Regions from separate parts of the Homo sapiens genome. Here region 1 is linked to region 2. A link is a contact called in ENCODE Hi-C or POLR2A ChIA-PET data. All regions are on one chromosome and are shown on one strand. Each heading gives the region's core, a stretch centred on a gene start or an enhancer-like site at or near the end of the contact. The rest is flanking DNA. Distances are from core to core; before and after follow the strand shown. Region 1 has its middle 13 kb from the start of LINC01348. Region 2 overlaps LOC107985465 (a long non-coding RNA gene).

What was found. A loop is a pair of places that touch in the nucleus more often than their neighbours do. ChIA-PET counts read pairs that join two places held with the same protein, here RNA polymerase II (POLR2A). Pooled maps may share reads with other maps.
Region 1: a loop to region 2 is called in a map of MCF 10A, with 7 times the contacts of the local background. The contact joins two enhancer-like sites. A Hi-C loop is called at or near these places in 2 of 168 maps with a recorded cell type or tissue (MCF 10A and endothelial cell of hepatic sinusoid) and 1 of 50 pooled maps. POLR2A ChIA-PET finds 5 or more read pairs at or near these places in 3 of 52 experiments (MCF 10A, PC-9 and naive thymus-derived CD4-positive, alpha-beta T cell).

The regions. Positions count from the first base shown.
Region 1 is chr1:235,081,699-235,084,574 of GRCh38, forward strand. No RefSeq gene overlaps it. Among named protein-coding and RNA genes, the nearest start is that of LINC01348, 13 kb to the left of the region's middle. RefSeq lists an enhancer at 862-1,384. Within about 2 kb of position 1,558, at least 37 of the 41 ENCODE cell types and tissues checked have a DNase peak (open chromatin) inside an H3K27ac peak, as active enhancers do; they include PC-9, where a contact is called at or near this core.
Region 2 is chr1:234,562,762-234,565,770 of GRCh38, forward strand. It overlaps LOC107985465 (a long non-coding RNA gene), which reads right to left. Exons shown (of 3, transcript XR_001737831.2): 3 at 1,832-3,009. Among named protein-coding and RNA genes, the nearest start is that of LINC01354, 32 kb to the left of the region's middle. Within about 2 kb of position 1,675, at least 10 of the 41 ENCODE cell types and tissues checked have a DNase peak (open chromatin) inside an H3K27ac peak, as active enhancers do; they include PC-9, where a contact is called at or near this core.

The DNA of each region.
Region 1 (2,876 bases), core at 308-2,807, 520 kb after region 2:
GCTCCACTCTGGTAACTGTTTTACTATATGTACATGTACCTCATAACATCACATTGTATACCTTAAGTATACACAATAAATTTTGAAAAAAAAAAAAAAGGGGCTGGGCGCAGTAGCTCATGCCTGTAATCCCAGCACTTTGGGAGGCCAAGGTGGATGGACTGCTTGAGGTCAGGAGTTGGAGACCAGCCTGGCCAACATGGTAAAACCCCATCTCTACTAAAATACAAAAATTAGCTGGGCATGGTGGCGCACGCCTGTAATCCCAGCTACTCGGGAGGCTGAGGCAGGTGAATTGCTTGAACCCAGGAGGTGGAGGTTGCAGTGAGCCGAGATAGCACCACTGCACTCCAGCCTGGGTGACAGAGACAGACTCTGTGTCAAAAAAAAAAAAAAAAAAAAAACTCATGCCTGTAATCCCAGCACTTTGGGAGACTGAGGCAGGTGGATCACCTGAGATCAGGAATTCAAGACCAAACCCCTTCTCTACTAAAAATACAACAATTAGCTGGGCGTGATGATGCATGCCTGTAGTCCCAGCTACTCAGGAGGCTGAGGCAGGGGAATCACTTGAACCCAGGAGGCAGAGGTTCCAGTGAGCCAAGATCACGCCACTGCACTCCAGCCTGGGCAACAGAGCAAGACTCCATTTAAAAATAAAAATAAAAAAAGAGAGGGCCAGGCGCAGTGGCTCACGCCCAAAATCCCAGCACTTTGGGAGGCCGAGGCAGGTGGATCACCTGAGGTCAGGAATTTGAGACCAGCCTGGACAACATGGTGGAACTCCTTCTCTACTAAAAATACAACAAGGAGGCTGAGGCAGGAGAATCACTTGAACCCGGAAGGCGGAGGTTCCAGTGAGCTGAGATCATGCCACTGCACTCCAGCCTGGGCAACAGAGTGAGACTCCGTTTCAAAAATAAATAAATAAATAAAAAAGAGAGGGCCAAGCGCAGTGGCTCATGCCTGTAATCCCAGCACCTTGGGAGGCCAAGGCAGGTGGATCACCTGAGGTCAGGAATTCGAGACCAGCCTGGCCAACATGGTGAAACCCCTTCTCTACTAAAAATAAAAAAATTAGCTGGGCATGGTGATACGTGTCCGTAATCCCAGCTACTCAGGAGGCTGAGGCAGGAGAATGGCTTGAACTCGGGAGGCGGAGGTTGCAGTGAGCCGAGATCGTGCCACTGCACTCCAGCCTGGGTTACAGAGTGAGACTCTGTCCTCCTCCCCACCAGCCACCCCCACCCCCCACTGCAAAAAAAAAAGAAAGAGAGGCCAGGTGTGGTGGCTCATGCCTGTAATCCCAGCACTTTGGGAGATTGAGGTGAGAGGATCTGGCTTCAACCCAGAAGTTACCAGCCTGGGCAATCTAGTGAGACCCCATCCCTCCGAAAAAACTAAATATTAGCCGGGTGTAATGGCATGTACCAGTAGTAAACTCCTGGCAGGAGGACTGCTTAAGCCCAGGAGTTTAAGGTTGCAATGAGTTATGATGGCACTGCTGCACTCCAGCCTGGGTGACAGAGCTACAGAGAGAGAGAGAGACAGAACTGAGAACCAGAAGAGGCTAAAGCAAGTAGAAGAAGGCAAGCGTCCCTTCAGACCACGCCTCCACCCACCCTTGACCCTGCGAGAGGGATTTAGACACAGTGGCAGCTGGGAAGCCAAGAACAGAACACATTAAGCCTTGCAACCTAATGCCAAGATTCCGCCCGAGAGACCCCATTTCCTGCCCTCTCTGCACATTCCTTCCATTCCTCCCAAGCACCTTCTCCCACTGCTATTTTCTTCTTTCTTCTAGAAAACAAGTCATGTGGCCAGAAGGATGTCAGGCACTTCTGCTTTCTCTTTTAGATTCCCGGGTTCTTATAAGGTTTTCCTGGCCTTCTCTCTGCCTGCAAAGCCCCTGGCACCGCAGAGGCCCCCAAAACACACAGGATGATAAAGCTCTAGAGAGACAGGATGGAAGCCTGGGTGCATGAGTGCGGGAAAGAGGGCACAGGGGCTACTAAATCTTTGCCCAGATGGCGGGGCGGGGCTGGGGGAGCAGAGCAGCAGCAACAGGCTGTGAAGTGATTTTGTTCTGTTCAGTTAGGAAGGAGGTGGGTGGAAATGACAGTTTGGAGCCGATCAGAACAGAGGAAACTGTTTCAGGAGAAGCTGCCTCCCTTCTCCAGTTCTAACAGTGCCATCAAGCGGCTCGAGGAGCAGGCGCAGGGCAGTGCCTCCAGACAACCTGAGCTGACCCCTCAGCAGAGGAGCACGAGGCTGGGCAGAGGGGCAGCTCTCAGCACCCTGCCTGTGGCAAGGGCCAGTCTTCAGCCTCCCAGACAGATGGCCAAACACCTTTCCCTAGAACGATCTGCAAGGAGGTGGGTAAGGTATCTCCCCAGTTGTAGGAATAATGCACAAGCACCTTGATGGATACGGACAGTCAAGTTTATCAAGGTCCTGCGAGGCGCTTCACTGGAACACACTGGGACAAATGCCATCGTCCTGTAAAAGGCGCCAAAGCACATTTTCAACCTGAGACGTGGTCAGTCACCAGGGCAAGCCTGTCAATGCCATCAGGCCCTTGTTGATTGATGTTCAAAGGAGAGCAGAGGACAAAGAGGACAAAAGGGCGCTGGGCAAAACCAGCTGTGACCAGCACACCAGGGGGAAGGCTCATAGGATCCTCCAAGCTAAATTTATTGTTTCACCTACTTCACTCGCATTCCTTTTTGAATTCTGCAAATCAAAATCTATTCACCTAAGAAATACAAGGCTGGGCACGCTGGCTCACGCCTGTAATCCCAGCACTTTGAGAGGCCGAGGTGGGTGGATCATACAGTCAGGAATTCGAGACCAGCCTGGCCAATATGGTAAAACCC
Region 2 (3,009 bases), core at 425-2,924:
AATGACCCTAAGTAGGAATGAAAGATTTTAAAAAGAAATTCGGTTTTGTTCAAAATAGGCAGTGTGCAACTGAGAAACAGGGGCTTTCTTTGAGCCAGTTAAACTGAGTGCAAGATAAACTAAATTCAGCTAAGATAAAAGCCCGAATAAAGTGGCTTTCACAGAAGACATTCAGAAAATATTGCTCTTTATAAATAATAATTATTCAACAGACATTTTACTAGCACTTTTCTGTTGTATAAAAGTTATACATGCAGAGTGTAGACACTTTGAAAACACAAAGTATAAGATGCAAACATGAAATCACCTATGAACCATGACATGCAGGTAGCATTGTCAACATTTTGAGCTGTTTCCTCTCAGCTTTGTTTCAATGCCTACATTTACAAAGTTGTTTTTTTTTTTTTTGAGATGGAGTTTCGCTCTTGTTGCCCAGGCTGGAGTGCAATGACACAATCTTGGCTCACTGCAACCTCCGCCTCTGGGGTTCAAGCAATTCTCCTGCCTCAGCTTCCCAAGCAGCTGGGATTACAGGTGCACGCCACCACACTCAGCTAATTTTTGTGATTTTAGTAGAGACGGTGTTTCACCATGTTAGCCAGGCTGGTCTTGAACTCCTGACCTTGTGATCTGCCCGCCCCGGCCTCCCAAAGTGCTGGGATTACAGGCATGAGCCACCACGCCCAGCCTACAAAGTTTTGTCTAAGTAGTTCCAAAGCATTTTAAAGGTAGAGATAATGGATTAAACTATAATGCTCATTTGAAAAGGAGATTTGCCTAACAGCATATTTTAAGATCTTTTTTTCTAATTAGAGAAATAAAGAAAACTTGTAAAACACAGAAAAGCATAAAAGAAGACAGCAAAAGTCACTTGGATTTCAACCAAAGAGCATTATGATGAATGTTTCAGTGTGTGCCTTCCAGTGTTTTTTTTCTATGTATGTATGTACATTTCTTATTTATTAAAAATACCAGTGTATCCTTTTGGCTGTTTGCTGTTTACAAAACACACATTTGCCCTAAAAATAAATATTCTTCTACAACATGATTTTTACTGACTACATAAATGATATTCCTTTATATAATGATGTATAATAATTTACCTAACCAATCTTCTATTGTAGGATTTGTAGGTTGTTGTAATTGTTCATATTATAAACAATGTCATGATTAACATACTTATGAATAATACCTGATTAGTTTCTTATAACAAATTTCTAAAGTAAAATTGTATTAAAGGAGATATATACACATACATGCATATATAATTTTTTGATAGATAAAACTAAATTGCCTCCAGAAAATTTATACTAATTTATACTTTCATTAGTTCAAGTTTTTGAAAACATGATTTAGAGGCAAATACAATTATCTCTGTTTTATCATTTGGGACAATTAAGGCAGAAACCAGTATCGTGGTGAGGGTTACACAGCAAGTCAATAGGAAAGATTACTTTGATAGAGATAAGAGATATCTTCTTACATGTACTTTACATATATTCTCATTTACAACAAACCTAAAAAGGAGTTATTTTTTAATCCCCATTTCCAGATAAGGAAAGGGGGCTCGAAAATCTCGAAGCCCTGACATTTCTATTCATTCATTATCCAGGCTGTCTCTATGACCACAGACAGCCTGACAATCCAGCTGCAATGTAGTCATAGAATCCTAGTGTGTAACTCATAGAATCCTAGTGTGTAACCCAGTACTACCAACACCAGATAAATCAATCCTTGCAGAAACAAATATTTAATTTTTAAATAAGCCAACAATCTGAACATTCACTGTTTTGATAAATGCAACCTAAAAGATCTCGTCCCCTGGATTTATTTTTCAGGTAAAAATAGCTCCATGGTTATGCCTTCTTAGGGGCTTGGTGGGAGGGAAGGGATGGGGTTGAAGAAGAGAAAAACAACTTCCTTGGAGGATTAGGCAAGGTGTAAGAGCATGTCTTCCAGGTCTAGATTGGCAGACCTCACGCTTTGACTCAGAAGTAGAGAATCTGCTTTGGTTTCCTGACTGGGTTGCCTTGTTTTTCAGCCACAGGGCAAGAAACATGCCACAGCAATGAAATAAAGGTGACATGTCATAATGAGGGAAAGGGAGTTATTCCACAGGCTGAGTCACCGCTCTCCTGCAGGTACAGAATGATACAGCCTACAGAAATTCAGAGCAGACTGTCAGACTGTGGGATTGAGTAACAAAGAGAAACAGGTCTACAGATGACCTAGCATACGCTTATTATTTTGAAATTTCTGAATTGTAAAAAATGAGAATGGTGAAGTCTTAGGTAGATCTAAGTTCATTCTTGCAACAAAAATCAGTTCCAAGTTTGCCTGGAAGTGAGGCATCTAATTCATAAAATAGTGGCTATAGTGACAGTTATATATTTGAGGGAAACTTATCTATAACTTCCAACTAACATACATCTTGGTGGAGTCTGAGTTCTACATTTTTCTGCTTTCTTCCTCATCAATTGTCATGGTTGACATTTGTTCTTTGAAAAGACTGAGTGCCAACCATGAGCTGGACAGCCCACTAGGCAAGTGCAATGACAAAAGAAACAAGCGTTAATCCTGTCTAGCCAGAGCACTAAGGAACCTGCTTATTCTGCGAATGCCTCAGCAAGGTCCTAAAGGAGAGCTTCCACTGCCTCCTAGGTGGGTGCCCCTGCTGGCAAGTTAATCATTCTAGGCCTCAGTTTCCTATTCTATAAAATGGGTGATAATAGTAACTATAAAGTAAGAAATAAAGAAGAGGTCACTGGACACTTGGCCTCTGGCAAGGATCTAGAAATGTCAGCAGCATAATCCTGCTTAACTCACCTCCACTACTGTTTTACCTGCTGCTCTCCAATGCTCACCTGCTCTAATTCACACTGTAGTAGGAAGTACTTTAGGTCAGGCATCAGGGGGCATTGCTTTAGTTCAGACTCCAGCATTTACTATGTACCTGTTGTATGATCTTAATACTAACAGCAATATAGTGATAGAAGCAGCTAATAGCCA